Linked DNA regions of Mus musculus: regions 1, 2 and 4 are each linked to region 3. Evidence: chromatin loops called from intact Hi-C (ENCODE). Cell type or tissue: heart. All regions are shown on one strand. Region 1 overlaps Sulf1 (sulfatase 1). Region 2 overlaps Sulf1 (sulfatase 1). Region 3 has its middle 20 kb from the start of Mir6341. Region 4 overlaps Sulf1 (sulfatase 1).

Region 1 (8,000 bases), 310 kb before region 3:
AGAGAGAGAGAGAGAGAGAGAGAGAGAGAGAGAGAGAGAGAGAGAGACCCCTCTATCTTTATTCAATGGTACAATTCCTTACTAACTGCTAATGTCAATGAACTCTATTCTCAGCTTGCACCTTCTTTTGCTCCATTGTGTCCTCCTCTAGCTAGCTACTCAGTTGCCTACATCTGAAACTACATTAGAAATGTTCTGTCCCTTCATTCTGTTCATCCAGGCCCATGCTATGAATTTTATACCTTCAAAAAATGTCTGGAATCTTAGTCTGTTGTCCACCTTCACAGCCCAGGCCTCACACCTCCCATTTGATCGCAATGGTCTCTCCTCAGTTCTCCTAGTTTGCAGAGTTCTGCTCACTGGCCTTTGCACAGCCCATACTTCATATGGTCAATAGGAGACACAGACAAAATCTTTCTAGGACTCGGGGTGTAGTTCTGGGGTGGAATCCTTGCCTAGCATTTAGAAGGTCCTAGACTTCATCTCCCGTACCGCGAATACAAATAAGCAAGAATATTTCTAAACTATGAGTCACATCTGCTTTCCATTTCCCAGCTCTACAAAAATTCTTTTGTCTCTTCTTTGAGTGAAAAGCAGACCCCAAAATAGTGGACATGGAGGAGTAGGAGTTCTGGGCCACAGATGCTTCCCCCCACTGACCTGGGTTTGCTGCAGGAACAGCAGCCCGAGGAATTAACACTATCAGAGGCTGGGGAGATGGCTCAGTCAGTTAACACTGGCTGCTCTTCCAGAAGACCCCAGTTCAATTCCCAGCCCCTCCATGGCAGCTTACAACTGTCTGTAGCACCAATTATGGGTTATCTGGTACCTTTACTGACATATACAGGCAAAATACCTGTGCACATAAACTAGTAATACCTGCAAGTTTCTTAGTAATATATTCTGGTGGAGCTATAAACTGCAGATCAGAAGCTCGTCTGTGGATGTGTGCCTCACTAGAATTAACATTGTGCTGACATATCTCTCTTGGATTCAATAACCAGGCTATGACTAGTTCATAGACTAGTCTACCTCTCTGTATTGTTCATCAGTGCTCTTCCTTTCTGGAAAGTTCTTCCCGTCAGCTGCTTATTGTTTGAAGCCCAGCCCATCACCATCACCTTGTGAAAGGTCCTGGCTTCCTCAGGCAGAAGTAACAGTCTGAATTGGGCATCTTCTCTCAATCCTGAACACAATTCCTTTTCAGATATATAAAAAAAGCTAACTATTATGGGATTATCTGTTGTTTTGATCTGTTCCTCAGAACAACAACTCTTCCAAGACGAGACACTTTACCCACCTGAGTATTGCTACTGCTTAACACAGCGTGCCATCTATCCATCGAAGAAGTGAAGTAAAAGACGAAAGCAGGGGCTAAAGAAATGGCTCAGGACTTTGGAAGGAGCACTTACTGCTCGCTCTTCCAGAGGACCCAAGTTCAAATCCCAGCATCCACATCAGGTATTTCATAATCACTTGTAATTCTAGCTCCAGGAGGTCCAAAGGCACACATATAAATAAAGATAAATCTTAAAAAAGATGAAAGCAAGAACAAATAGGAAAGCACCAAATGTACTAAAATAGCGCAGTGTTCAAACTACATGCTAGATACTTTTCTATATTACATTACTTCCCGTGCTAGATAATTATTTTTATATTACTTCCTTGTTAAATACTTTTTTATATGATTTCCTTGCTAGATACTTTTCTGTATTTCTTCCTGCACTAGATACTTTTCTGTGCACTTCCTTTCGTCCTTCCAACACTCATCCCCTGGGGATGTGGAGTTTTGGCTCATTTCCTAGAGGTCTTGCTGCTGCCTTATCTTACTGCTGGTCCTCAGGTGACAGTGACACAAACTCCGACTTGAATCTTATCTGCCTGTGTCCCCTCTGCTGTAACTGAGGCTAAGGTTGACATGACAGGGCTGGTCTTTGTAGACCCTGCCTGACATAGAATGTTGATGGATTTCATCCCAATGTAGAGGTAAGAGAACTAGGGCTCAGCTTCAATTGTATCTTACAATTTCTTGATAGTCACAGATAATTTGAAGTAGAAATATAATTTAAATAAGAATTTTAAATTTAATTGAAATAATTGACTTATTCGTTTTTGCATTTTTTTTTTCCTGTGACAAGCTCTTCCATGTATCTTCAGCTGGTCCTGAACTCACGATCCTCCTGGCTCAGGTTTCTGAATGCTGAAATTGCAGGCATTCCACCACATCTGACTTAAAGGAAATCTTTAAAACTTGACAAGGAATCTTTCTATTTGGTCCATTTTGCACATAAAAGAGAGAGAGAGAGAGAGAGAGAGAGAGAGAGAGAGAGAGAGAGCTACTCACACACACACACACACACACACACACAGAGAGAGTGAGAGAGAGAGAGAGAGAGAGCTACTCACATACGCACAACTCTGTTATACAGGACACAAGTCTGTCTAGTGCTGCAAATGACAGCTTAGTGGATTAATCACAATGCTTAGAGCATTCAACCTTAGGCATCCTTGTAGATTTCTAAGTTTTCTTTCACAAAACAGTATTGAGTAATAATAATTTTCCATTTCTCATGATATGAGGAGATACAGTCATGGCTTTACCAATGCAAATTATACAATTACCTCCAACAGAACTTTATTCCCACGGCCTTCCGTTAGCAACAGTAGTTCTACCTGTTCAGAGCATGCACCTCACTCTGTTGCTCTACAGGGCTGGAGAGAGGTGACATCTAAAAGCCACATGCCACATCCCCGAGCTGAATATTTTATGAATGATGCATTCTTTATGGAGAGCAAGTTTAATAATTTGGCTCTGGGCTTTGCCAGCACTTAAGTTGCTTTTGTCCATGCGTCTTTAATATTGAACCATTTGGTCTACAGTGAAAAAAAATTAATGAAAGCTAATGTGCCCACTGAAGTCACTGTGTTTGTTATGTTTACAGAAGCCAGCAGAAGTTTCAAGCCTCCTGTGAAAGTTTATTTCATAGTATAAAAAGAAACGTCAAGCAATTATATTTACCTGAAATTGTGAGTAGCCGAAACAGAGAAACTGAAAATGAAGACAGTTACAATCTCTGCATTGCCCAATGAACCAAGTGAGTAACCAGGTTCCTTCCTGTAAGGACTTGGAGCCAGCCTGCTTGTAATGTAGCCAGGCTAGGCTAGACTAGAATGCACTGGTCAATCTAAGAGCCTCTTCCGGGTGTTATTTTGTCAAGTGAATTATCGTCTGAAATCTTTTTCTCTTCTAGTATTTTTAGGAGAGCCCAAACTGGGAGGGTGGTGAAGTTTGGCTAGAGACACGTTTTCCATCATCTAAGCATCTCATGTAGGGGTAGGATCACAAAACCATAAACTGAACAAGAGGCAGAAAGGAAAACCTGTTTTCTTTTCAGCAAAAGTAGATCATCATACTTACAAAAGTCGCCTTGAAAGTCTTCTCTAGAGAAAAGGCTCGGGAGCAGGGGAGAAGCAGAGGAGCAGAGATTAGGTGGCAGCAGGGACTTCCTTCCTCCTCCTGAATGGGAGAGTCATTGTTCCTTATCGCCCTGACCTCTGCGGGGCTCCAGGAGCCAGGGAGGGAGGCTTGGCCTCTGATCCCAGCCGCCCTCTCTCCTGGCCTCTGGGCCTCGGATTTCCAACTTGCAGATAAAACTGCCCGACCTGACACCAGTTCCAAGATTCATTAGGGACTGACTGCGAAGTGCTTGCAAGATGCAGTTATATAAGCCCGGCGTATTATTATCATCACACACCCCCATAGACCCAGCTCTGCCAGACAAACAAAAGGCAGTTCCAAGAAGAGGAGGAGCAGAGGCACAAGTTCCACTGGGGGTGAATTTCGGGACACTGCTGAACTGACTGGGAAAAAAAAACCACCATCAGGCAACCCAATAGGAGTATGCAAACCTCCGCAAACAAACTGAGTTGCAGCTGGCCGGCTGGGAGGGAGGAGGCGGGGAGGGAGTCAGGGTTTCCAGGCATGCGGTTCTGGCGCTTGGAGCATCCAGTACAGTAGGTAGCTGTGGCAGGACTGAATGGATGAGGAAGATGTGGGCTTTGGAAAACCAGGCATTCCTGAGGCCAAGTACTTTGTAAACACTGATCGTTCTTAAACCCGGACCCGGTGCTCTGTTCTCATTATTCCTGGTCTCCTTTTCCTAATGGTGGTTTGCAGAGAATCTCCTGTTCTCTGTGGAGTTCTGTTTGAAACTTGTCTGGGTCCCTGCTCTTTCCTTTGTGAGAGCAACTCCCCACCCCCAAAGCCAGAGTCATCTGAGAAAGTTCCCTGCCACCATGGTCCTCATCTCTTAGCTTTTTGTTGTATTTTCTTTCTTTCTTTCTTTCTTTCTTTCTTTCTTTCTTTCTTTCTTTCTTTCTTTCTTTCTTTCTTTCTTTCTTCCTTTCTTCCTTTCTTTCTTTCTTTCTTTCTTTCTTTCTTTCTTTCTTTCTCTCTCTCTCTCTCTCTCTCTCTCTCTCTCTCTCTCTCTCTCTCTCCCTCCCTCCCTCCCTCCCTCCCTCCTTCTCTCTCTGTCTCTCTCTGTCTCTCTCTCTCTCTTTCCTTCTAAAAGATTTTATATATTTATTTTATGTATGTGAGTACACTGTAGCTGTACAGATGGTTGTAAGCCTTCGTGTGGTTGTTAGGAATTTTCAGGACCTCTGCTTCCTCAGGACAACCCCACTCTCTACGGTCAACTCGGCTCGCTCAGTCCCTGCTCGCTCCGGCCCATAGATTTATTTATTATTATACATAAGTACACTGTAGCTGGCTTCAAATGAACCAGAAGAAGGCGTCAGATCTCATTACATGTGGTTGTGAGCTACCATGTGGTTGCTGGGATTTGAACTCAGGACCTTTGGAAGAGCAGTCGGTGCTCTTAATCGCTGAGAGATTATTATTACCCTTGCCTGCTCTTAGCATTCCCGTTCTGGGGTAAAGACTCCTATCCTGTCACTTAAAGCTCACAGTTTGTGTTTGTACAGTAATTTTCCCCTTCCGGTGCCGCCCTCCAGTATCACCTACCCGGCAGCATCTTAGAAAATGAATCACTCTCAACAGGTAGATTTAACAGTCATTATGTTTAGGACCTTACACTCACATTCTGGCTCCTAAAATCTAAAATCTCTGCTCCCCTGGAAAAGCTCACCCCAATTTCTCTCCTGTCTTAGTGTCCACAACGCATCTTGCTACTGTTCCCAGAGCTCCCTCCTTGTCCGATCCTGCTGATGGCCCGAGTCAGCTCAGAACTGCAGTCCGTACCTTACTGAGTTTACTGAATTAGTTTGAGTAATTAGGTTTCACTTTGTAGCCAGGGCTGTCCTGGAACTCACAGAGATTTTCTACCTTCCTTTGCCTCTGCCTCCCCATTGATTATTAAAGGTATGAACAACCAAATCTGGATGGCATTGAATCCATCTTACAGCTTGACTGAATCTCACCTGTGTCTTTTGAGTTATGGAAGAGCCTACCCACAGGTTGGTTGTTCTGGGTATGTCTGAAATAGACTTATACCTGTTTGTGGTTCCCCTTCCGTGTTTAAATGACTGAGAATTCCCATGTGTAAATGATTGAGAATGTAAGTTTAAAAGGGAGAGGCTATTTATGGGATGATTCCCCAGTAGGGCAGTCTCTGGATGGTCCTTCCTCAGTCTCAACTCTGAAGTTTGTCTCTGTAACCCCTTCCATGGGTATTTTGTTCCCCATTCTAAGAAGGATCGAAGTATCCACACTTTGATCTTCCTTCTTCTTGAGTTTCATGAGTTTTGCAAATTGTATCTTGGGTATTCTAAGTTTCTGGGTTAATATCCACTTATCAGTGAGTACATATCATGTGTGTTCTTTTGTGATTGGGTTATCTCACTCAGGATGATATCCTCCAGATCCATCCATTTGCCTAAGAATTTTATAAATTCATTGTTTTTAATAGCTTGGAAGGCAGAAGAGGGCATTGGACCCTCTGGGACTGATGGTTGTGAGCCACCATATGGGTCCTGGGGATAGAATCCAGGTTCCGTGAAAGAGCTATCACCCCAGTCCCCTAATGAGCATTAGTAACCTACTAGTATCTTGAAATACAGTCATTTAACCTTTGTTTTACCAATGGGAATACCAAGCCTGGCTGTGGTAACCCACTCTTCATCTCTAGAACACAATCTCTGAGGGAAGCAATCATTAAGGAGGGAAGATTCATTATGGATCATGGTTCCACGGACTTCTGCCCGTGCTGGCTTGTCTGTTCTTTGGGCATCATTCCAACTCGTATTAGTGGTATAAGCGACTAGGTTTGATATCTTGGGGCCTCATTGAACCCAAACCCACAAGTTCCTCTGTTTTCCCCAAATTTGCAGTCCAGCTAGTAGGAAGGACTCTCCACTTGGCTTGGCCCCCTGTCAATCAGATCAGCATACATCATCCAGTCATCAACTCAACTCAGCTTCCTGGGCTTCATTCAGCTCAGTCCTGCCATGGAATTTGTCAAAGGAGCCAACCCTGTTCTCCCCTGCAAGCTCTCTCTGGCTAGACACAGACACTCCATCCCAGCTACAAAAAGCTAGCCTCCCCCGGTTCTGTGATTCACTGTACTCCCAGTCCCAGAGTGCATCTGGTCTTGAGCCTCCTCCCCCAGGCAGTGAGTACATGACTAAGTGGATCTTCACTGCTCAGCGTCCAGTGCTGTGAGCTCAAATGTCCCCAGAGCTCTAGGGTGGAACTAAGAGAACAAAACAATGACCAGACATTAATACTAATACTAAAAGGAATTTATTACACAGACCTATTGCCAAACAGACCATCTTTAGACTTTCGCTAAGCATTATGCTATTCGCAAGTAGAAATAAATTTTAGCTCAAATAATGTCAACCAGAACTAACCTTTATTAATTTCTATACCCTTGAGCTTTGCCATCTGCTGTTTTTAATTTGTATTTTGCTCACCTAGAGGTCTGGGAGGTCAGTAGCTTTTTCCCTTTCTTTGAGCAAGCTTTAGCTCCAGTCCTGCCTGGAGGCAAAGAATAAAAAGATGACCCTTTCATGACTGTCATTTAAATCCACTAACTACATTCTTCCAGGAAAAAGCAGCAGAAGGAATTTTTCTCATCTCCATAGATGGCAGCTTATAATAAACTTTTTTTTAACCTGAGACATCCTATTATTAATATATTCCCAAATTCTCAGCCCTAGAAACAAACCTTCCGATGTAATTTCTTTCCTGGCCGTGCGATTTACAGTGGAAAGGTCATGTTTGCACTAGACTTTGGTTTGAAATTAATCTTCTCTCCTTTCTATAGAATCCAGGCACTTTATTATTTAGTCATTTCCAAATATGAAATGCTTGTCATTCTTGAACAACAACCTAATCTCCCCTTTGTGGGTGGAGAAAGGAAAACTGCAAGCCACTGCCAGGACACAGATCACTTGGAGGGTTATGAGAAGGCCTGAAGTGCCTTCCTCTATGTCTCAGTCTACAAAATAAAGATGTAAAGTGTCTCTGAGCAGCATGTACGATATTCTCCTGCCATGGAAAGGTGTTCGTGCAAAGCCCATCTGCATCTGGGTATGGGATACCCTGGGAGTGTTGGCAGGAGGATTGCAGAATTGAGTAGGCAAGGCTAAGTAGTGAGTTCTTTTTAAAATCTTGTTTATTTTTTTTTAACTGAATTTGTTTAGTTTTAGTAAGTGTATGAAATACTGGATTTTTGTTTTTTGTTTTTTTGTCTTTTTTGGAGGGTGTAGTGGTGGTGGGGTTGTTCCAAGACAAAATTTCTGTCTGTAGCCCTGGCTGTCCTGGAATTCACTCTGTAGACTAGGCTGATCTCAAACTCAAGAGATTGGCCTGCCTCTGCCTCCCAAGTGCTGGGATTAAAGGCATGTACCTCTATACTGGGTTTCTTTGTGACATTTTCCTGTCATTCTATTTTGCTTGTATTTACCCCCTGTCATTGTCCCATATGCTGCCCCCTACTCCAGATGGTATCTGTCTTCTTCCTAAATAGTGCCCT
Region 2 (8,000 bases), 360 kb before region 3:
TTCTTTTATGTGCAGTCAAAATCTCACTGACATTTCTTAACTAAAAAAAATGTGTTTCCTCACTCAACAACCACTTTAGGTTTAAAATGTTAGGAAAACATTTGTTTTTTAAATCCAAACAGAGGCATTTGTTTTATATTTGGAACAGGACAAACAATAGCCTGTGTTTAGTGAGAGATTTGGAGAAATAGAGAATTGGAGCTCTGAGAGATGGTTCAGCAGTTAAGAGCAATGGCTGTTCTCTTAGACGGTCCTGGGATCAATTTTCTGCACCCACATGATGGCTCACAGTCATGTAGCCCCAGTTCTAGGAGACTTAACACACTCTCTTGACTTTTGTGGACACCAGGCATATATGTGGTGTACAGACATACTTGTAGACTAAATACCAATATAAAGTAAAATAAATGTATAGAGAAATACACAGATAATGTGTAATTACAAAGTAGGGACCAGCGGGATGTGAACCTCTCTTTTCATGTAACAAGTTCTCAACTATATTTAAGTAACGTTTAAGGTAGTTTAAAGTTTCTCCGTCAATCAAAGAGTGTTAGCAATTCTTCATAAGCCATGGGAATGAAAAACAAAAATGAACTCTTTATAACCTCCCAGATTCTAGTGGACTTTTATCATAGTATACACGGCTCATTAGCCTCCGTATAAAATGGGAACAGTAACAGAACAATAGCTTGGGCAGACTGCCCACACTCTTCCTGAGTTTTCCTTCCAGAGGGCTATGGTCATGGTCTACAGCCAAAGATATGAAAACTCTCAACATGAGGATTCTGAATATATCAGTATTTTCAGCAAACACTTATACTGTTGTCTTACTTAAATACAAAATCTTAATGTTGAACAGGAAGATAGTAACACCAACAACTGCTATGTATGAATCTCGATACATTTTCATTTTTTTATTTTCTTGCCTTATATTTTTATTGGTTAGAAAACTTATCAGCATTCAGAAGGTTGAGGCAGGAGGATTGTGATTTAGTTCTAGGCCAACATGCATTACAGAGTAAGGGAGTGTCACAAATAAAAACAAATTATAAACAAAACATTTAAAATGTATCATTATTATCTGTAGGTATTTTTTCTTTTCCCCTTTGACTATTATAAATATGATCTGATTTAATTTTCAGTTGCAAATAGGAACACTGCTTTTACTTAAATTGCATTTTTAAAAATTCAGTCTCAGGGAGGGGCATCAAGATTTCTATACTTTATAGGAATTTAAAAAAGAATTTGTTTTGCATGTCTCAATTTTGCCGTCAACTAAGATTTTATAAACTCAGATGAATATGCAGTTTGCATTCTATTCTTAGACGTGTGAAACAGAATCCATTGTCAATTTCTAAAATCTAAAGTAATCATCGATAAGATAGAAAAGTTTAGAAGAAAACATATGAATCCACAAACCAAACTACTTCATTTAATTGGATTTATGTTTAACCACTGTGAAATTACAGTCACTTGGTAACTCTGCCTAGTCTACACCATAATTCTCAAACTGCTTCATATGGTATCACAGAAAAGAAGGATAGTGCTGCCGTGCAAGACCTTGGGCTACGCAGACATGGCTACCGATGGCACAAGAACACTCTGGCCATTGTAGCCTCCCCAGGCAGAGAAGGGACAGATCTGGACTCACTTGTGGTGTGTGTGTTGCCTGACACATCTCAATGTATTTAAGCTTCACAGTCAGTAGAGCAGATGCTGGGATGCTGTGTTCCAGAGTCAAGTGGGCTGCATTGATTTTTAAGTACTGCAACAATTAATTTGCAAGTATAAGACTCAAGTATTAAAAGTAGAAGATTTTCTTAAAAGGCTTAACTGTTCTATTTTCTTCTCTTTTTCTGTTTGGTGCTGAACATCTAACTTAGAGCCTTGCACATAAGACAAGTACTCTGCCACTCTGCTGCATCTTCACTCAGTCTCTCTCTCTCTCTCTCTCTCTCTCTCCTCTCCCTCCCCCCCTCAATAAAACAGAAATGTTCTCATAGGAAAACAACAAGGGTTGATCATTGCAATCTCTGCCTCATAGAACCAAAAACCGAGAGAAGCAAAAAGCTAGAATAGACTAAATTGAGTTGTTTGCACCTCATTTTAGAACTGAACCATTGAGGCCTCGAGGAGAACCAAGTATATGCTAAGGGTGTTCTACCACTGGGCCTCATTCCAGCCTCTTTCCTGGGACCTCACACAGAATGCACAGTTTGATGACACTGGTGATGTGCATTACACATAATTCAGAGCAGCATCCTCCCATGCTTCTTTATTTTATTACTTTCTGTTTTTCAGTAATGCCTGCTCTGCTTCCAATCGAAGAACTTGGTCAATGTCACACACAGGACTTAACTCTGAGATGCCCTCTCCTGCCTTCTCCAGTGTGTATAGAACCCTTGGCCTTTCCAGTAGAGGCTTCTAGGAGACAGCATATCAATGAGCTGGGAGGGAGAAAGAGGAAGGCATTTGACTTTGGGTCTTCACCTAAAGAGAAATGGTGTCCAGAGTCCTGTCAGGCCAGCATCCGTCCATGGATGGCCACAGAGTCAAAAGAGGGCCCAAGCCTGAATGCCTTGGCCCCATAAGAAGGGTTACTTCCTTGTCATTCTCCATTTCTGACATCTCTCCTCTACTGACTGGCGGGCCCACAGTTTTAATCAAAGCATTTATGTTTCTATGCTTTTACATGTAGTTAAAAAGTCAATGTCAGAGCTGATGGGATGTCTCAGAGGATAGAAGCACTTGCTATGCAAATCTGACAACTCAAGTTTGAGCTCTAGAACCCATAAAAGTAGAATAAACTTGTTCTCTGACCTACACATATGTCCCACCACACACACACACACACACACACACACACACACACTGAAATTTTAAATAGTAACCACGCCCCCCTAAAAAGTAGGTATTGTACTCTGTCCTATAGAATGCAGACATCATAATTGATACACACACATCTTCACCATTCCTGTATATTTTATCGAACAGCTTGCTCTTCTTAATAAATAATTAGAAGCAAAGATGTTCTTTACACTCTCAAACGCATTCCTTACAAGTTCATCTCCCTGGGGGAACTTCTGGGCTTTGTTTTCAAATACATGTTTGGTGATAAGTGCCCTTGCTTTAATGAGACAACTGCTAAAATGGTATCTTCCCTTTCTACATTCTCTTCCTTCCTTCCCATGTGTGACACAGTCACTATAGCTGATTGAAAAAAATTCTCTCACTAAGGCCAAGTCTGTATTTCCATTTTCTCCTGGGAGGAGTACCGGCTGGTCTTGGGTTAGTGTGTGGTGCAGAAGGGAAAAGCCCTTCCGTTGCTTGTTCTGATTTGGTTTCCCCAGGGAAGAGATAGATCTAGTTAACTCTTGTGCTTGTCAATGGAAATATCAGGTCACTCTTCCCTTAGACTAGCTTAGCAATTGTCTCATGGGTCGGTGGTAAATTTTACCCGTATACTTGCGAGTGTACATAGATGACAGCTGTTGACATTGACATTGATGAACTCGGTAGAAACTAATGTACAATGCAACCTTTCTCGTTTCTTTCTTACTGACCACCCCGCCCCCATTATCCTGCTCAATTGCTCTCTATTTCTCCCTTCCAGAGACTCATACTTATCTGCTTCTTCCCTTCCCTCTCTCCCCTGAAACCTTTCTAAGAAGTCTTTAGCAGTGGGTGTCATGCAGGAAAGGCTAAAAGCTTCTTGATTTAGAGACTTCTGGGAATTACAGAAAACTGAGTTCATGATAATCTGGCTAAATTAAGAGAGACCATGCTGGTAATGATGACACATACGTTTTATCCCAGAATTCAAGAGGCAGCTGCAGGCAGAACTCTGTGAATTTAAGACTAGCAAGTCCTCAGAGTGAGTGAGACCGTGTCTCAAATCACACAGACAGACAGACAGACAGGCTGACATACAAACACACAGCATGTGACTCTGATGAAGGCGTCACTATATAACTAGTGCCAGCTTAGGTCTTGCATGTCTCCCACAGGCGTTGAGACGTTGATCACTAGCTGTCATGCTCAGAGAGGTTATGGGATCTTTGGGAGACAGACAGGTGACAGCATGGTAGGTCACTGAAACTGTGACCTTGAATAGAGTGATTTGGGATCCCAACCCTTTTACTTCCTGCTGCCAAGAGGCAAACATTCCCTTTATAACACACAGTCTTGCCGTGACAAAATGTGATAACACATGCCCCACGCAGCAGCTAGATCACGAACCAACCCTTTCAAATCAGGAGCCCAAGTATCTTTCTTCCTGAAGGCTCCGGGTGTAGATCAGAGGGGAGGGGTGCAGCCCAGAAGAAGGAAACTCAGCGTAGGAGAGGACCTGGCTTCAATCCATAGCCTTAAAAAACAGGCAAAAGAAAACAAATAACATTCCACTCGTCCAGGCGCTAAGGCACTCTTCGATGCTGACAGAACCATGCTTTCCCCTGTTCAAAATCCAATGCCTTCTCACTCTTGGCTCTCACGTTAAAATACTTACGGTTTAAAGAATTTCCCGATATTTAGCCAATGAATTTCACCTCCACTAAAACGCTGGGTTCTTTTTAGTGTGCCAAGAAGGTTTAGACTCTAGTAAAGTTTTCTTTAACTTCTTTCTGTCTCTTATGTATCTACCTCACTTCCGTAGAAACTTCGTGTTCCTTCTCTGGACTCTTGGGACTGCCTGTGTGTTTCTCTGCCAATGGACAACCCGTTCCTCTCCCAAGTTCACTTGGAATCTGGAAGCTAGCTTAGTGGACACTACTGTAATAAAACACTAGCCTAGATGGTGATATACCATCTTTTAGGGATACTTTCTCATCTTAGTTTTATTTTGAGAAGTGAGTTGACTCTTTAGAGAGGGCAGGACTCCGCAGCAGTGTAATTGCTTAGCCTGCTCCAGGCCCTGGGTTCAGTCTCAGTATCAGAAGGAACAAAGTGAATTGACTACCCAGTCTTTCATGTTTGGCAGATTTTAAGCCCCTGAAGACAAGATCTTTTCTTATTTGCATATCATTGTAGGCTGTGAGATTGGGACATTTAAATACTTTTTCAAACAGCATGAGATCCCTTCATCTTTAGAAGTCTTTCTTTTCTCACTAAGCCTTAAAATCAAGACAATTTCATTCAGTAGAAAAAGGAAGGAAGAGAAAGAAAAAGAATGAGAAAAATGAGCAAGTCAGGTTTTATTATCAATCATTCTGAAAGCCATTTCTTAACTTTTAAATTACTCTCTCCCTGAGCAATGGCTAAGGCATTTGATTCAGAAGTGGTCTCTCAGCCGTCCAGCACGTAGGGTGCCAGCTGAGATGCCAGGGCAGAAGGAGGAACTCACTTGAGATGTACCAGTTTTGTCATTTTAAAGACTGCCCTGGATGTGTGAGGTATCTGGCTGCAGGGCTAAAGCTGGCTACTGCTCTGTTTCAGAGATGAATTTAAGCTCACAAAGAGAAAGACCAGGGTCGGGGGTTTTAACCCGATGGTATTTCTGCTCTTCTTGTCTCCAAACTTCTCTCCAAAGACACCATGCCTCAGCACCCCTCCCTTCCCTCCTAGACCAGTGCTTGCAGAACTCACAGAACATCCTGTCAAGCTGGGGTGGATTCTTGAAAGCGTCATCTGCAGACTGTGGTTCTGGCCTGAGTGTATTATCAGTCTAAAGCTAGAATTCTTTAACCTTTAGAGTCGTGGACGGCCCTAGTTCACAAACCTGCTGCAAGGTTTTGTTCTCTGACATCCCATTAGAAAATGAATGAGCCAAGGCCTCTGCTAAGAGTTGGAGGGTTAAAAGAAAAAAGAAAACGAAGGTAAACTAAAAACAAATAAGCTAGCAAACCAAACAAGAGCAAGCTGAACAGGCTGGCTACTGTTTTTTCTTTACTAAAAAAGAAGAGAAAGAAGTAGGGAGAGGGCTGGTGAGATGGCTCAGCAGGTAAGAGCACCCGACTGCTCTTCCAAAGGTCCTGAGTTCAAATCCCAGCAACCACATGGTGGCTCACAACCATCCATAACAAGATCTGACTCCCTCTTCTGGTGTGTCTGAAGACAGCTACAGTGTACTTACACATAATCAATAAATAAATCTAAAAAAAAAAAAAAAAAAAAAAGAAGTAGGGAGAGGAGGATGAAGAGGAAGATGAGGAAGAGGAGGAGGAAGGAGCTGGAGAAATAGCTCAGTCAGTGAAGTGCTTCGAGAGCTTACCATTCAAGTCTGAGGACTTAAATTCAACCCCCAGCACCCATATGCTGAGCATCCTAGTGGCGCACGCCTTTAATTCCAGCACTTGGGAGGCAGAGGTCTCAGATATCTGAGTTCAAGGTCAGCCTGGTCTACAGAGCAAGTTCCAGGACAGCCAGGGCTACATGGAGAAATCCTGTCTTTGGGGGGTGGGAGGAGAGGTTAGATTAAGCACAAGGCAGAGCCTTCTGAAATTATTCATACTCTTGAAGTATGCTGCCCACATTCATATTGAGAGGGGACAAAGCTAGTTATTTGTGTATTTGTATATCTGTTTAACATGGATTCTGAAACTGTACAGGGGAAACACACATAATTAATAATAATAGTGTTTCATTCCATAGGATCCTAGGATGATATCATTAAGAAGCCTTCAATGTATGAAGCTATGGATACCTTGGGCATAAGAGGCATCTTTCAGCTAGGGTATTGACATTCATTCAACAAACCTCTAAGGAGCCTTACTATATATACCAAAGGCTGCGAGGAATGCACAGACATCAAGTGCCTGCACCTGCTTTGGGAAAGAATGAAGAAGCCAATAGCCTTCTTTCTGCAGAGAAACACAGAGAAGATGAGCTTGAGAGTTATGTCCATCCTTTCTCAAATGGGCATAGTGCAGTGTGAACCACAGCTTCTAATGATAAAACCAGATGTGACCTGGCGCAGACACTGTTTCCTCCATGTTCTACTTGGAGGTTAAATTGTTATTTTCAAGGTGGCACATGTAGTGAGTAGGTGGGAGACTAGCCAACATTCAGGAAGTCACATGCTGGGGCCCCTCCCCAGGAAGCCTCCCAGTATCCCTAGAGGATCAGGCTGGGTAGGAGGTGGTTTGCCCCATCTCACCAGGCTTTCCAGCCATGCCTTGATTCTGTGGCTTGTGATTTTGGCATTCTGGTTTAAATGATGGAAAAATGTATTTTGCTCTAAGAGAATAGAAGTTGGTGAATGACGCCAGGGACTCCTGGAAAAACATCTGTGGAAGTCTATGATTTGCAGCTCCATCCTGTGTCTTAAAATAAACGTTTTAGAGGCAGAATCTCAGTGTGGAGCCCAGGCTGGCTTCACACACACACACACACACACACACACACACACACTTGGAGACTGTACCAAATAGACAACAGGTGCGGTGAGTCCACAATAGCATGAGGACTGGTGACATGCTGTGTGTAAAACATGGCATTGATGCTAGGAAAATTTAGATGAGACCCAAGTTTAAACTAGTCAATGTTTGTAGTAAGAAGGAATGGGTAGGAGGGCTGGTAGTGAGAGCAGAGACCTGCTGATTTGTCATCGGATAAGGGCAGGTGTGCCATGCCCTGGCAGTTACATGTATGTCTTAGTATCTGTTCCCCATTGACTTTTCAGTTAGAATCCTCATCATATTTAAGCCAACCATCTACTTGTATTGTATTTGTATTTCTATTGTATTTGTAGGGATATGAGACTAGCATCTTATTTTAAAGATGGTAATGCTGGAGCGGCAAATGCTAGCATTTGTTTTTTTCCTGCTATGTAGCCCAAGCTGGCCTGGAATCTCCCTGTCTCTGGTTCCCCAGGGGTGTGCACCCCCATGCCTGGCTTACAGATTTTGTTTTGTGGGAACCATTTGTTTCCCTTTGGTATCTGGTGTTCTAGAAATCCCCTCATCTCTCCCATACTCCCACTTCCTATTGAAATATGATTTAGAGTAAATTGCCTCCCATTCCCCCAGCAGAAGTGATGGCTTCAAAGGCTGATAAATGCCCAA
Region 3 (8,000 bases):
TATTTGTAGTATGTCAAGTATTCAACAAGTTATTGTTCCAACGTATCAAATATCTAATGCTTTGGAAATATACAATGTATTACATTATAGCTGTAATATAGAAAGAAGTTTTCCACCCTCTTCCCAAATCTTGAGTCTCAGGTACAGGAATTACGTTGTAGATGTGTCAATTGGAACTAGGGAACACACAATTTCCTGTTCACTGCATTTAAGTGGTGCTTTTTCTGTAATGATTCTCATATGTGGCAAAAGAAGATTCACTGATGGAGGGTGAGAACTACGCCTACTGGTGGGCATAAGGACAAATATTTTGACTGCAGTTAGGGATTATGCTGGTTTAGTTAAGTGGCAGTTGTAGGTTCTCCTCCAGGATCCATGACTTCTCCAGCCCTAGGTTTCTAGTACCATGCTTGATTTCCTTCCTGTTGATGGGTGTCTTACGATCAATTTGAGAGCTGTTGGTTATAGGTGCCACTACTCATCATGCTATGCTGCTCATTGCTGTGCTTCATATGCGTCACAGAAGAAATTCTATATTGCATGTGTGTGTGCAGATGTAAACGTGTATAAGACAGAAGTTGAGGTTGAATGTTTTTCCTTAACACTCTTTTTATATCTTGTTTATAATCAGGACTTTTCAAGGTACTTGTAACTTGCTAATCCTGCTGGGCTGTCTGGTCAACAAGCTCCATGGATCATCCTATGATGTTCTGTGAATATAGGTTAGTACTTTTATACTCAGTTGTCTTCAAGCGTACTGGCAATCTGAGCTCAGGGTCAGGGTCTCATGGTTGAGCAAAAATCACTTTATCCACAGCACTATCTGTAATTATTGATTTCTGAAAGGATTTTCTTTCTGAACCTCAAAAAGTTTGGAATCCCTAATTTTATTTCCTCTCATAAATGATTGTGACTAAGATCAAGGAGTTAAGCAACACTGACTTAGATTTTCAGCTCTTTGAATTTCATGGTATGCTTGAGAAATGAGTTATTTTATGTGAGTACACTGTTGGCTGTCTTCAGACGTACCAGATCACACATATGATCTCATTACAGATGGCTGTGAGCCACCATGTGGTTGCTGGGAATTGAACTCAGGACCTCTGGAAGAGCAGTCAGTGCTCTTAATGGCCGAGCCATCTCTCCAGCCCAAGAAATAAGTTATATATGACAGAAATATATACAGATATGTGAACAATAATAAATTCAAATAATAATGTAGTGGAATGCATAGGTAGTAATGTCATAAGTGACAACACATGTAAGACTTTCTGGTACTTTGTTGTATTTATATTTTTCCTGTTAAAACAATCCCAGAGGCTGAATAATTTATATAATTTTTTTTTCCATTGTAGGGGCTTGGAAGCTTCAAACCAAAGATCTGAATCTGATGAGAGTCTTCCGGCTGTGATATAATATACTGGAGAGTTCCACACAGTGAGATTAACTAGCCTGCTCTAACAGCAATGGCATTGATTCCTTCATGGTGGTGGAGCTCCCATGGCAGAATTGTCCCAAAGTTTCCACCTTCATATCACCATTCATGGAGGATAAGCTTCACTGGGAGTATTTAGAGAATATTTAGAGAGTATTTAGTCAACCAGAATGGGCTACAATGAGCAGGTTTTTAAGGGGGCCTGGGTAGATTTCTGAGATTTAAAATGTAAATTTCTGGGTGGAAAGCTAAAACATAGAGGTGGTAATGACAGCATAGTAGCAGGAAAGCAAGGCATACAACACAAATTGAAAGCCTATTGCTAGGGGTGGCATGTGGGGTATTGGTAGACATGAATGCAAGGGGAATGTGTAGTCAGAATATTATCAGTCCTTAACTGGAAGTGCTTAAGAAAGTGGCTAAACAGCCAGGAGGAATGAGATGGCCTCTGTAATAAAGACTTTTCTGGAAATTGTTTGGCAACATCATAAAGAAGGGTACTCTCAAGGTCTCAGTTCACTATCACATCTATATCACAGTAAATAAACTACAATAATTACATCTTGGGGGATGAGGCATCTGTGGAATGAGACACAATACTAAGAAGTCTTTTAAATGATATTACATGTTTGTAGGAGTAATGTTAACAGGGCTGCTCATTAATTTTCTGTGAAGGTACTAAGTTCAACTTTGTAAGAAATGAATGGCTTTTATTAAGCTTTGGGAAGGAGCAGGCTTAAAGATTTCTGAAGAGATGACAATGTAGATCTCAGAAGTTCCTTGCAGATTTTGAAATGAAACTCGGGGAACACAACAGAATTAGAGAAGCTGAGGCTCCAAGTGGGAAGGAGGAGGTGAGGGAGAGGAGCCCAAGGGGCTGACTGAGCTCAGGGAACTATGTCTCTAACTTAAAAGTCAGTAGAGTCTGTGTCTGCTCTAATTAGCCCTGTAGATAAATTCCATGCTAAGGTTCCTGAAAAGATATATGATTTGGGACAGGTAACTTTCAATATGAAAGCATGAGTTTCAGATGTAATTTTAGCAGAGGAGAGCAGGGGTTAGGAAAAGACCAGGACAGGCCAAACCACTGAGTAATTGCCAAGGCCTGGAGGCCTGGAAAAGAGCAGTCCCAGGGTTCTGGTAGAAATAAAGGCAAATAAGAGGTAGATGGAAGGCACATTCAACAGAAGATCGGTGTGACTCACTAGCTATTTGAAGAACAAAGAAACAACTGAAGTTCCTGAAGGACAGTAAGAGATTAAATTCTGGGTTATAAAACAGAGGGAGCTGTATTCTAATGACTATTCTTATCACTTTGAAAGTACTTTTTCCCCCCAAATCAGAATTGATTAAAGGAAAAAATCCAGTAGAGGCTGAGAAAATGTAAGAGCTTCCATATATATATATATGATTCTTCTTTCATTTATTTGTTCGGCAGATAGCAGAGTTTAGTGACAGTCCTTTGAAGCTTATCTAGTCGAGCTGCAGCCAGGTCAGAGACTCCTTGAAGAATGACTGATGAGGGAGAAATCAAAGCTATCTCCAGAAAGAACAAAGATAGAGAAAAGACAACAGCCATGGGGAGAGAACAAGGAAAGACATGAGGGCATAAAAATTAAAGAAAAAAAAAAGGCACAGGAAATGTAAGACTTCAGTTTCCTTAATGGCACTAGTGAAGAGAGGGAGACGGCTGTCCTTCGCTTATTTTAAATCCACAGAACATTTTCCCAACAATGCCAATATGACTTATAGACAAATTTTATGCAACTTGTAATTTCCTATATACCACCAAGACAAACCAGTTTAGCAGAGCCGCACATGTAATTATAAAATGCTTGTAAGCACTCCTGGTAGAGTGGTTTAATGAAATAACCAGTCATTTCATTACAGCACGGAACAACTGAAAGCTTTTGTAGTGACTTGTTGCACCAGACCAAGTAAGTAGACTTTTCCTCAAGAGAACTGAAAAGCAATGGAATCTTATCTTGACGTCAACACTGTCTTTGCCAGGATGTTGAAACAGCTTTTCCTGTCACTAAAAGGACACACTATAATCCATCTGCTATGTATAATTTGACAGTCTGCATTGCTTAAACAGTAGGAGGGAAAGAAAGATCTACCTTGCAAACTTTCCCCTGCAGGAGGAGGCTTTCAGGAGTTACCAATTACTAGCCAGGCTAAATATCTCAGCAGACACATCTGCTCAGGGGTTATCCACAAAAACCTGGCATACAGAAGGTTGAGGTGTGTGTTGGCCTGAACATACCAACTGTTACAGGATCCAATCACTTAGTGTCAGTGTGCGTTTTTTGGCAGCCTCTGGTGGCATTGCTTAAATGTGCCCAAGACCTGACTCTGCACACATGACTCCTGAGATGATAATCTCCTCAAAGTTTAAGGTGGAAAAATCCTGTGTGCAGGGGGTCTATGCCCAGCAATAAGCCAAAGTCCTTAGCTCACTTTTCCTGACAGTACACGAATGAGCAATCATAGGGCTGGGTAGATCTGTGTTTCCTCCTGATAAGAACTACTTTCCCAGGACCCACATCAGTTCAGTACACACCCACCAAACATCCTAAAACTCTTTCCTGGCACAGGTTCAGAATATAAAAATCTGTTCTTTCCAGAAACTTCCTTTGCTTATCATGAGTTGAGGTTCTCAGGTAATGGCAATTTTTAAGAGGTCAAAAGGAAAATAAGAGATTTCAATTAGTACAATCAAGTTACCTTCCAAAATCTCAAGAATGTTAGATGAGATTAAAAATGGACAGCAAACTGAACGTAGAAATAACAGCTTTCTTCATGGGAAAAGAACAAGCCTAGATTTTCCATGGCATCAGTGAAATCAATTCGGAACCAGAACTGCCCGTAAGACGCCTTTCCCGCCATCCAAAGAACTAGGTTTGGGACTAAGGGAAAGTGACCCAAATGTCAAGTAAGATCTTAGATCTGATCTTGGGAAAGGAAAAGAACATAAGTGGGAAAAATTGATGAAATATGAATAAGTTCTCTAGTTCATTTACTAGGAATGCATCCACATCCATTTCTTGCTTTGGGAATTCTTTGATTAAACAGAGTGATAATGTTAGGGATGATGGCTGAAGGGCAGCTGAGATATTTCTGGACCATCCTTGCTATTCTCTTGCAGATTTAAGATTATTTCAACGTGAAAAAAAACTTCTTTTTTTAAAAGGCCAAATCAATGCAGTGTGTGTTAACTACTTGTTTTCACTAGTGTGGTGATAGCTCTTGTTTTGAGTGGTAGAATTGCAGGACTTTGGTGGAGACACAGATTCCCATACAGAACTACTTTGAGAGAGATTATCACAGTTGATTTAGCTCATAAGAGCACCAATACAAGACCTGTGATGGGACTCTGCTCCACAATACTTAGACAAATGGCTGCAAAAGATCTAGACTATTTGTCATTTTGATCAGTACGGGGCACCACCAGTGTATGTTGCTATTAAAATTGGCAGCCAGCCTTTAACTAACCTACAACTTAAGCAAAAGATACAGTCTGGAAAGATGGAAAAGATGCACAGTCTACAAAAACAGAAAAACGAGAATTTCATGAGTTTTACATCTTTTTAATTGTAGAAAATGATGAGAAAGAAAGACTTGAAGCTGCCTCATCAGTGGTTTTGATTTTAAGCAAAACATAAAATTTTTTTTGTGTTTCCAAACATGAGGCTTCCTGTAGGAATAGGTCCTGAGAGGAGAATCGCACAGCTCAGGCTGCCAAATGCAGAAACAAGTTATTTCCAACTTTTGTCGTCAGTGAATACTCCTGATCTACCCCTCCCCTTCATCAAATTAAACATTTTGCCAAGCCCTAGCAGACAAACTCAGCTCACCATTGAGTGTTCAGTTGATCTCAGCTCATCTTACATCTATCCCGGGGCAGTAATTTAATATCTATTATGAGTTTCATAGCAATCCTAGAGTTTTCATTTGGACAAAGCATTTCCTTGAGAATTCTAGAATGATACCCAGCCTCATAAGAGATTCTGTAGAGATATATTGCTTCTCCCCTAAAAGCAAATATCAATCTTGTATGGACTGTGATCATGTGTTTTTTTGAGGGCAGTGACTAGTTCACCAATACTGCTGTATCCACACAGCTCTTAATGATGTGTTTTCTCAACAGTAGGTAGTTAACAAATGCTGCCTGGCTCACCTACATGACAATATGAAAAGTGCATGAGTGATTTGTGGAAAGAGTTAAATGAATTACCCATGTACATCATTATCAGCAATGCTTGGATTCCACCCCTGCCCCCAAGAGACAAGTGTGAGGACTTTTCTTTCCTTTTTCTTTTTCTTTCTTCTTCTTCTTTTTTTTTTTTTGTCCTTTCATTAAAGAAATGGCTCACACTGTTTCAAAGTAGAGGGAGAAATCAAAATTTTGGCCAGCTGAAACCCCATGATAGCCTCAGCAAAATATAGTTTTAACATAAGCCAAGGAAATCCTTCAACAATACAGAAACGTAGTCTGTAGAAATAAACTCTCTCGAGTAAGCACCTGGTTTGAGGTCTCTTCCTAGCATTCTTGTTTGACTTCCCTTTTTCCAGCTTCTCCTTCCTATTTGTTTAGAGTACCACTGCTTTCCAAACTGACCTTTGTCACGGTACTGTGCCATGGACTCTAGCCATGTGCCTGGTCCAATATCTGTAGCTGAGATGTTCTGCTGTTGTTCAATTTTGCTGAAGAGGGGTAATGGTTCAGTGGTTAATTGCATTTAATAAATTAATATCCATTTTGATACATCAGTGTCTCTTCTGCTTTCCATTCTGGAAACATGTCCCCTGTGTTCTTGTATGCTTATAGTTCTTTCCTCTTTCCAGGAAGCTCTTCCTGCAGAAAGCACAACAGCTCTGCCCTTGTTTTAGCCTCTTTTCTGAGTTTGTATTGGTGAAGGTTTGCCTCATTTCTCTACATATGAAGGACAACTTTGCTTTGTTTACTACCTTAGACCCATTGTCTTCACAAACAGGAAACTCAATCAGCAGTTTTAAAAAATAAACTGACTCATACAACATTAGATTTTCTCATTTTGTAAGGCATACCACTTTAGTAAGTAATCAAAATCAATGAAGTCAGCTTTTTTGATCATGTTAGAACATAAATGGAGACATACAGCTATAACACTCAGGAAGTGTTCTCTCTTCTGGACTATTGCAATGTTTATCAGAAGTTACACATAGTTTTTTGTTAGGTTGTCTGATTAATTTAATGAGTTCTTGTGATAGTTTTAATTGTCAATTTAACACAAGGTAGATTACCTGTGAAGAGAGATTCTCATGTAGGGACATTCTGGATCAGGTTTACCCTGGGTGCATGTCTTCTGGGACTGTCTTGATTTTCTTCATAATGTGGAAATATCCACATTGAAAGTGGGTGGTGCAATTCTGGATTTGGGGCCTAGTCTGCGTAAGGGTAGGGAAGGCTGGTAGAGTACTGTGGATGTACGCATACACATCTTCCTCTTCCTCAGTGGTGAATGAGATGTGGCCAGCTTCATCAAGTTCCTGTTGCTTTGACCTCCCCACAGTGATGGACGGAAACCTGGGATTGTGAGCTAAAATTCACTCAATCTCCTCTAAGGGGCTTTTTGTCAGTTCCTCCTACCACAGAAACAGAAATGAAAGTAAAACAGTAGTATCTCCCTCTTTCCCAGCTAGCAATCGTCTTCCTCAAGTTCAGAGACCACATAACATAGTCATCATTATGTTGCATGAAAACACAGGAGAGATCCAATCAGTACTCCAGCTGAGTGACAGGATTTTATCAGTCATGATAACACTGAGAACAAAATTGAACAGATTGGTAGAGAAAGGCTCACCTAAGCTTGACTAGACATAGTCTTTAAACATATTCCACTACTTTAGTTTTTATTGAATATTTGTATATAAATTAACTGTGAAAAATAAAATAGACACAGATCTGAGTCAGTAAGAAGCTCCTGAAGGAAATCTTCACTTACGTTAGGAACCACGTCTCTGCTGGCATCTCTTTCACATGGATCCTCAGTTTCTTTGGAGTTTAATTAGCTGGCATCAAGATAGAAAACAGAGATCCATTAGATAGACTTTTACAAATGTTGCCATGGAAATTTAGTGGTTGATTTAGAATATGAAGAATAGACATGTTTACCCAGGACTATGCTTTGGAAAAAACAAATTAAAAACCTAGTTTTGCAATAAAACGTTCTAATTCAAAAATGAATATAAAATCATCAAGATTTTAAAGCTTTCTCTCTAGATTTGAAGATAACAAAATGGCCTAATTTCAAGCCAGTAGATATGATATAAATGTGCACACAGTGAGTTCATTTTCTGTAAGAAAAGCACACAGAAGATCAACCCAGTCATAAACCTTCAGTGAGTCAACACTGGACTTTTATGGGAGTTCTGGAGTTCTTTTTCTTAAGAGCAGTGACTCAACTCAAGGGATACACATAGTGTAATATTTTTATGTTCAAATTTTGTTCTTTCACAGTGGTCATTAAAGAGAAAACTGGCTTTTGGAAACATGGACTCATAGAGCTATGTTTAAAAGTCA
Region 4 (8,000 bases), 290 kb before region 3:
ATTTCCATTCGAGTCTTGACAAGTTATCAAGGAAACAACAAAATGTGCCTGTTAGTTTATTATTTGTTCACTGTGAAGTATAATTCACATGGCCCAAAGAGGCAGCCTAGATTTGGCTATTCCTACAGACCTAAGATTCTGCTTCTAATTCAGTTGTAGACCAGACCAGACTGGTACCGGAATATTAATCCATATTCTTGGAGCAAAATGTCTAATCACAGGGACAGTTATTAAACATGTTTTCTTGTACTCACCTGTGTGTGTGTGTGTGTGTGTGTGTGTGTGTGTGTGTGTGTGTGTATGTGTGTGCACGGGCACAAATGCCTGTGGGGGCCAGATTACAATCTTGGGTGTCATTCCTCAGGTACCATCCACCTTGGTTTTTGAGACAGGGTCTCTTATTGGCCTGAAGCTCACCAAGTAAGCTGAGTGAGTTGGTCCAGTCAGTGAACCCCAAGGACAGAGCTGTTTCTGCCTCTCTGGTTTACAGGCACATGCAGCCACCTGACCTTTTAAAGATTATTATTGTTATTGTTATTATTATATGTTGATTCTGGGGGCTGAACTTTATACTTGGCAAAGCAAACACTTACAGCTGAGCTATCTCTTCGGCCCTACATGAAATTTTTCATGTTTATTTTTTCGTGTCAAGGAAGTGAGTCCATGACAACATGTGTTTTGACCACATAGGTATTATTTTTCATTCTACTTCATTACTTCTTTTCTTTTATTAAGAACTCTGAACTTCTCCAATTCAAGAATCCTTTGTGACTCTAATAGACAGGCCTAGCGCTTAGCCTGCAGAAACACATCTCAGAGTTGAAATTTGAAATTGAGTCATTGAGAGAATTGAATGAGGCTGTGCACACCTGTTATCCTGGCCCTTCTGGGACGGAGGCAGGAGGATCTAAAGTTCAGGACCATCCTCTCAGTACAGTGAGATTGAGGCTGCCCTGCATTACATAAGATCCCGTTTCAATGTAAGTTCCTGAATAGTAGCTTGTGTTCCTTGACTTCACTAAAGAGCCTTCCCTCAAGACATTGTCCCATTGAGCTAGGTGGGGGCTGGAGAAAGCCTGAGGCTATGCAGCCCAGCTGAGTGCTCTATTGCACGTGATCCTTATTGATCTGACTTCAGCGATCGCTCGGGTATTAGGTCTTCTACCCTTGTGCTGGAGTCTCATCAGTTCAGTTGCCAGCCATTAATGGCTTTCAAATATAAACTGGCTCATGTCAATCATGCCCTCATGCCAGGCAACTCTGAGTGAGAAGTGGGTTACAGGTTCTGCTACTCTAGCTGGCGGTTCTCCCAAAGGATCCAAAGTAGTTGGTTCAGAGCACTCAGTTGCATAATAAAATCCAGGCCAAAGTCTTCATTAAAAACTTGACTGAAACCCAAGTCTCTTTTGAGGAACCAAAATGCTGTCAAGTCTCTATGTTCCATACATTTTCCTGAACTAGAAAGTGCATTTCAAGGGTTGGAGAAATGGCTTGGCAATTAAGAGCACATACTGTTCTTACAAAAAACTACCCTTCAGTTCAGAGCACCATTAATGGCTGACAATCACCTGTAACTCCAGCTGCAGGGAGTCTGGTGCCCTCTTCTGTCCTCCATGAGCACCAGCAAACACATGTGTGCTCGCATAAGCCTGCACACATACAGGTGCACACATAATTAAAATAAAATAAGTTTTTAAAGAAATAGATTTCAATCGCAAATCAGACTAGTTCAAGCTCTGTGTCCTTTGGGCATAGTGTCCCGAGGATACAGCGCAAGACGATGAAATGATCAACGCAGTTGTCTTCTTTAAAGAAAACAGTAGCTAAGCTTGGAATCCACCTACTGCATTAGGTTGCTGTGCGCCTGAGGAATGCTTCCTCTGTCTTAAAAAGGCAATTACAGGACTGACAGAAAATGAATAAAAAGAAAAAACAAGACTTCTGAGGCGCTAGAATGGGAGACTAAAGAATTCAGGGCCAGGCTTGGGTGCACAGCAACTTCCTTTGGGAACGTGTTCCCAAATCTTAAAATTCAGAACTATGCTGTATGTTAATTACCTTGATTGGATCATTGCAGATTATAAATATGGGTCAAATGTCACACTTGACTCCACAAATTTGTCCAATTACCATGCACCAATTAACATTTTTTTAAAGAACTACTTGTTTTGTAGGGAAGAAAGGAGTCTGTGGGTGTGTATATCATTTGTAAAACTTGTCATTTATACATTCTGTAAGAGGCTATCAATCAAGCTCTTCCATGGTAAAATCTGAAGGTTTATGAGTAGAAGCAACTTAAATATTTTATCTCTTTTGCCTCTGGACTTGCTTTAAATTTACATTCCTTTCCACCAGCATTATCTTAACTGAAAGAAGAGAACTGTAAGTGTTTTGTAGAAGTAGTTTGGTGTTCTGACTTGAAAAGTCATTATTTTCCCAAACTTAGAAATACCAGAATTTTATTGGCCAATCAATAATCTCTTTTCCCTCCTCTCCCCCTCTCCCCCTTCTTCTCCTTGCCCCTCTTGTTTCTAATCTTAGAAAAGATTCTTTTTAGTCTAAGGGGAAATGTCTTAGCTCTGCAAACATAGGTTGGGTTCCTCTTTCATATCTATCAATGATCAGAGTTAGATTTTTGTCAGTTTGGACTCTATTGGTATGCATTTACATTCACATAGTTTAAATATTTATTTTCATATTTATGAATGTTTTGTCTGCACGATGTAAGCAGGCCACATACCTGCGGTGCCCAAGTAAGCTAGATAAGGGCATCTGCTTCTCTGGAACCTGGTGCTGTAAACACTTGTAAATGGCCATGTAGGTGCTGGGAACTGAACGTGGGTCCTTTGCAAGAGAAGAATACGCGCGCGCGCGTGCGTGTGTGTGTGTGTGTGTGTGTGTGTGTGTGTGTGTGTTGGGTGCAGGGGGCCATACATGAGTGCACAATTGCTGAGCCATCTTGTCAGCCTGTGTTCGCAGATTTTACCCATTATTGAGTTAGTCCGAATGTGACTCTTTGTTAGAACATGGAAGCCACAGCTAGAAAGTGGAGTCTGCTCTGTTTCATGATGAGTGCACTCCTATTTCCCTAAACACAGAGATAGAAAAGACTTAATAATTCATGGGAAGTCTGGGGTATGCCAAATAAAAACTAGTACATATCCTACAACTTTACTATCTGTCACGTTCCAAAAACCTTCCTTGCTTTGACCAGCATGAAGCTCTGGGGGGTGGGGGGGTGCAGAACAGGATTTGTGGGGGCTTCTCCTTCTGGGATGTGCATTCTGTAAGATGAAAGCTGAACTTTCCCAAACTCCTGGATGCTGCCCAGCCCATCTGTCCTCCAGGAAGCTCTTTCTTTCTGCTTACTAGACGATTACTTGTGGGCAGGTGAAGGTTAAGGAGGAGGCACTGTACAGGCAGGAAGTCTCTTTAGGGAGCATGTTATGCTGTGGAAAGGTGGATGGGAGCTAAGCTATATTTGTGGTACACATTTTGAAAATAATAGTCACAGGCTCACACTTGTAAAGTATCATCAATAAGGACACACTCTGCATCCAAATAATCCTTTCCCTAGCTCATGCGATTCTCCTGAAGCTCGCAGCCTAGGACAGCACTTGGAATTAACACAGCCAGCCATATTACCTGAGTTAGAACGTTCTGTCATAGGAGCAGAGTGAAGACCTGAAAGCCCTCATTCAGGCTCCACTTTGCTTTTTAAGGGATGTTATAACTGCCCAGAAAAACGAGATAGACTGGATGGTATTAGAGCCTTCATTAAAGAAATAAAAGATTTTCCCAAGTTCTTGAAACATTCCACTTCTGGACTTTTCTGTAGTTTCTGAAGCGGAAACGCTATATAGAAGAAGAGTAACAAACAAAAATAAGCCAAAACCACGAGTTCAGCTCATTGCAACAACAGAAGCAGGATCTCACAATTACAATCTGTATATCAGGTGAAGACTAGACCTGTGGCAACCTAAGAATTGGTTAAAGCTTAAAACAGGAGAAATCAAACAAAAGCAAAACTACACACATAGGGGAAGAAAAATATCAGGGCTGATTTCTCTCATGTCAAAATATATACTTTAAAAATATTATTTTTATTTCTGTGTGTAGTGTAAGAGTTAATGTGTGCATGCAATGCCCAGCGTGGCCAGAAGAAGGCATTACCTCCCTGGAACTGAAGTTACAGAGAGCTGCAACTGCTGTCTGGGTGTTGGGACTCAGGCCCTCTGTAAGAGCAGGAAGGGCTCTTACTCCCTGAGTTATCTCTGAGCCCTCAAATTATATATAATTGGGTGCTTCAGTGTTGATTCTCCATCTTATAATACACAGTTCTCTTTAGAAAATTCCTTAAAGCTTCTGAGTTCATTGTAACCTTAGAAAGCTCATTATGTAGCATAGGCTAGCCTTTTGAACTTGTAATAATCTCAGCTCTCCCAAGGAAAATCTTTCTTTTAAATGTATTAATTATTATTGTGTGTGTGCTTGAGTGTGCATGAGTGTGCTGCCACAGAACAATCTTTGGGAATTGGTTTTCGCCTTCTATTTTCACATGGGTTCTGAAAATTGAACTAGGGTTGCCAGGCTTGTGTGGCAAATGCTTTTACCCACTGAGCCGCCTCAGGACAGCCTTCTTTATTTAAACAAGAGCCACCTGGCTCTTGGCAGTTCCCAGATTCCTCCTGGTTCTAAGTCTTAACCTGGTGATGCGATTTGTTTAATACGAATCTCCAGATCAATTTTGGGAGACTCTACCTTTGACAATGAAGACTCCTTATGCAGAAACAAAGTGTCTGACCCAGCCTTGGCCACTGCAGCTAGTCAGAGGTGTGTCACTCTGTACCTTAGAAACACAGAAAGTGTTTCTCATGTTGGCACTCATGTTGTTAAAAACAAACAAAAAGTAGAACCAAGAAAAGATATTACAGTGGATGTTGACAGTGTGACCCCAGATCTCCATAATCCCAGAGCTTGAGAGGCCGAGACAAGAAGAGCCTGAGTTTCAGGGCAGCCTAGGCTACACAATAAAATCTCAGGGAAAACCAAATCAGGCGAGGTTTGAACTTTGAAAATAGAGCCTTTTATAAATTAATAAGACGTTAGTACATTATTAATTGGGAATACAGGAGCCACATATTTTGAGGGCAAAGTTGAATAGCTTGGCTGGTACAGCTGAAAACCGAGCCAGGCAATTAGGAGTCAGTTCTTTTTCAAAGTTCTGGAGACAAGTCTGCAGGGGAAGGGAGTTCGCAGAGGCGGGGCATCGAGTTTTAAGTGGAGTGGGAGGAGAGGTAGGATGTGTTGGGGGTGATGTTTGTAGTTTCTTCCCAGTTCCTGGCCTACTGCAGTGGCAGCCCAGGAGATTAGAGTGGAAAGAAGGCCCTTTGACCTTTCCAGGCTCCTGAAAATGTGTCAAATGACCAGTGTCCGCCCACAAGCACATTTTGTTACGTGGAATACAAAGCTTATGTGAGAGAATTTCTTGCTCTGTTGTACTTCCCGAAAAAAAAAAAAGTGGCAATGGAAGATTCCATGTTCCCTGGTAAATACAGAGTCCGGGAACAAACGAGGGACTCAGGCTGACTGCATGCAGCTTTGTGTTAAATTTTAGAGGTGGTGATTCCTTCTCTGTCTTGCCTACACGTTGTTTTTCTTAACCAATTACTTCTGGAAGCCTGACCTAAATCCTTTGTTTATTTAGTCTGGTGTGTGTGTGTGTGTCTATGTGTTTTGTCTGCCTGTATGTTTTTAAATTGCTTGCCTGAATGCCTATGGAAGCTAGACTATAGCACCAGACTCCCTAAAACTGGAGCCACTGTATAGATATAGGAAATTGAACCTGGATCCTCTGACAGAATAGCCAGTGCTCTTAACACCTGAACCATTTCTTAAACCCTCTTGGTTTCTTTCTAGATTATGTGTCAGAAGGAAGAGAAGGGCTCTTGTAGAATGGTCTGCTTTGGCTGCCCGTGCCCTTTATTATCCTTAGTGCTGAACCCAGGACTTGCTCTTCCAAGCAGCATCACCAGCTCACAGAACCATCACAGAGGGTGGACCTCACAGATCCATCAATGCATGGTCCAAACTACCTTTCTTCTTCCACCCCTCCCATCTCTATTTCCCCTGCCTTTGGAAATGCTGAGTAGAGCACAGGCCGAGATAGAAGGAATTATGGAGTGACGGAGACAACTCATTCTTACATTGTGGGTCATGGTTCCTAGTCATCCAATAGTGGATATGCTGTGATATATTAATAGATGTGGAATGCTTTATTCACAACATTCTAAGTAACCCTTTATCCATCTTACAGACATGTAACTAACCATTGTTTGTTCCCCTGTTCAAGGTTGTATAGACAAGTAATATCATCTCTGGATTAGAAAATGGGCTTGGACTATCCAGATCTACAGCCATAGTTGGTATTTTAAGTGACAGAGGGGCAAGTCATAGGTGTAACTCCTATCAGAGTCATCAAGGGATGTTGAAGTAAATGGAAATTTTTTACCTAACGATCTCGACTTGGGACAATAATTTCACATTTTGATTACAAGTGTTGCTTCCCCTAAGGGCTCTTAAAATAAAATCAATTGAGTTTCATGCTTGTTCCTCCTTTGTAATGGACAGATGAGGAGAAAGCACTAAGAGTTGACTCACAGCTCTGAATGAGGTTACTAGAAAGCTCCTTCAATGTCTGAGTGTCTCTGTGAGCTGGAGAACACACTATGTGGAGATGAATGTAAAACATTACACCTTACCTGAAGAGCCATGTATAACTCACTAGCTAAGGACCAGCACTGAGAGAAGGAAGGCTCCCATTAGTGTGAGTGGATGGGGGGCCTTTGGGAGAATGTAGAGATCAAGCTAAAACTCTGAAAGATGAGTAAGTAGAGGGGGGTGAGTGAAATGATTCTTTTCATACACAGGTTTATGAATGTAGAACCAGAAAGAACCATGTGGCCTTAGAGTGTAGCTCGGTGGAGAACACTTGCTCAGCACACAGAGGCCCTGGGTTTCATTCCAAGGCCTCCAGATGAACATCATACATGATATGAGCTCACTTCCCACTCAACAGGGATGCAAATAATTAGGACAGAGACTTATGTGTGGACACTGACCTGGTCACTGTAGTTGGGGTCAAGACACAGTTTTCACTATTGTGGGATGGGGTGGGAGTATGGCTGGAAAACTGAGGCTAACTATCAGTGGACCAGTATGTAAAGGTGTAGTTCGGTGGAGGAATACCTGGCTTTCTGTGCCTGAGGCCTCAGTTGCCAGCACATTCACAAACAGAGGGAAATGGAGACAAAGAGGACCAGTTAGGAGACTGTTCCAACAGCCCACATGTAAGAGAATCATTGCACTGGGGCAGTAGCTGCAGGCCAGATGTGGAAGATATATTAAAGGAAGGGCTCTTAGGATTTGATGACAGATTGGCTGTAGGGAAGAGGAGAAGAGTGAAATGCTGGGGTGGAGGGAAGAGGCTGAGAGGAACTCACATGCTCCCCCTTCCTCCCCAGCATATTGAGATTGAATTGAAAATATTTTTAAACAGGAAACATTTTCAGGCATTTTTTTCCCCTGCAAAATACCTTCTATTGACTTTTTTTTCCACAGATCTTACATAAAGGTGATTTAATCATATGGACTCATATTTAACTTTACACAAAGCCTCTTTGTTCCAATGTCAATAATGACAAAAATACAAATATTTAGATCAGCATATAAAGCTGAAATCTCCTTAAATTCATTCTGGCTATGCAGTTTTGCGTGGGGGGGCGGGGGGGGGGGGGGGGGAGAACCAGATGTCCTGACTGGAACCATTAGGTGGCCTGATTCACATGGCAAAGGCTGGGGACATCCAATATTATACACAACTCAGTATTGGAAATTCCCCTTTGAGACTGAAAGAACAGAAGTTTCAAATCCGAAACCTTACTCTATGCGCAGGGAGTTAGGAAAAGAAAAGTGTCACACTTGCCACTTGGCTGAACCAT

Evidence for each region. Peaks named below come from ENCODE experiments on the same cell type or tissue, not always from the same donor. Only the 100,000 strongest peaks of a DNase experiment are listed, where the experiment ranks them.
Region 1: it touches region 3 in a loop (2.6-fold over the local background); 2 of 42 quality-filtered maps call a loop at or near these places.
Region 2: it touches region 3 in a loop (8-fold over the local background); 5 of 42 quality-filtered maps call a loop at or near these places.
Region 4: a loop joins it to region 3, with 2.4 times the contacts of the local background. A loop is called at or near these places in 2 of 42 quality-filtered maps.

The regions. Positions count from the first base shown.
Region 1 is chr1:12,714,202-12,722,201 of GRCm38, reverse strand. The region is part of intron 1 of Sulf1 (sulfatase 1); the gene reads right to left. Among named protein-coding and RNA genes, the nearest start is that of Sulf1, 26 kb to the right of the region's middle. In heart, no CTCF peak of the experiment used is centred here; DNase peaks (open chromatin) are centred at 1,821, 3,161, 3,741 and 6,591; H3K4me3 peaks cover 1,090 bases; H3K27ac peaks cover 1,308 bases.
Region 2 is chr1:12,761,022-12,769,021 of GRCm38, reverse strand. All of the region lies in intron 2 of Sulf1 (sulfatase 1), which reads right to left. Among named protein-coding and RNA genes, the nearest start is that of Sulf1, 73 kb to the right of the region's middle. In heart, no CTCF peak of the experiment used is centred here; DNase peaks (open chromatin) are centred at 3,291, 4,331, 4,691, 7,031 and 1 weaker place.
Region 3 is chr1:12,401,524-12,409,523 of GRCm38, reverse strand. No RefSeq gene overlaps it. Among named protein-coding and RNA genes, the nearest start is that of Mir6341, 20 kb to the left of the region's middle. In heart, no CTCF peak of the experiment used is centred here; a DNase peak (open chromatin) is centred at 3,853; H3K27ac peaks cover 267 bases.
Region 4 is chr1:12,695,421-12,703,420 of GRCm38, reverse strand. The region is part of intron 1 of Sulf1 (sulfatase 1); the gene reads right to left. Among named protein-coding and RNA genes, the nearest start is that of Sulf1, 7.0 kb to the right of the region's middle. In heart, CTCF peaks have their summits at 1,601 (motif pointing left) and 4,161 (motif pointing right); a DNase peak (open chromatin) is centred at 5,310; H3K27me3 peaks cover 1,455 bases.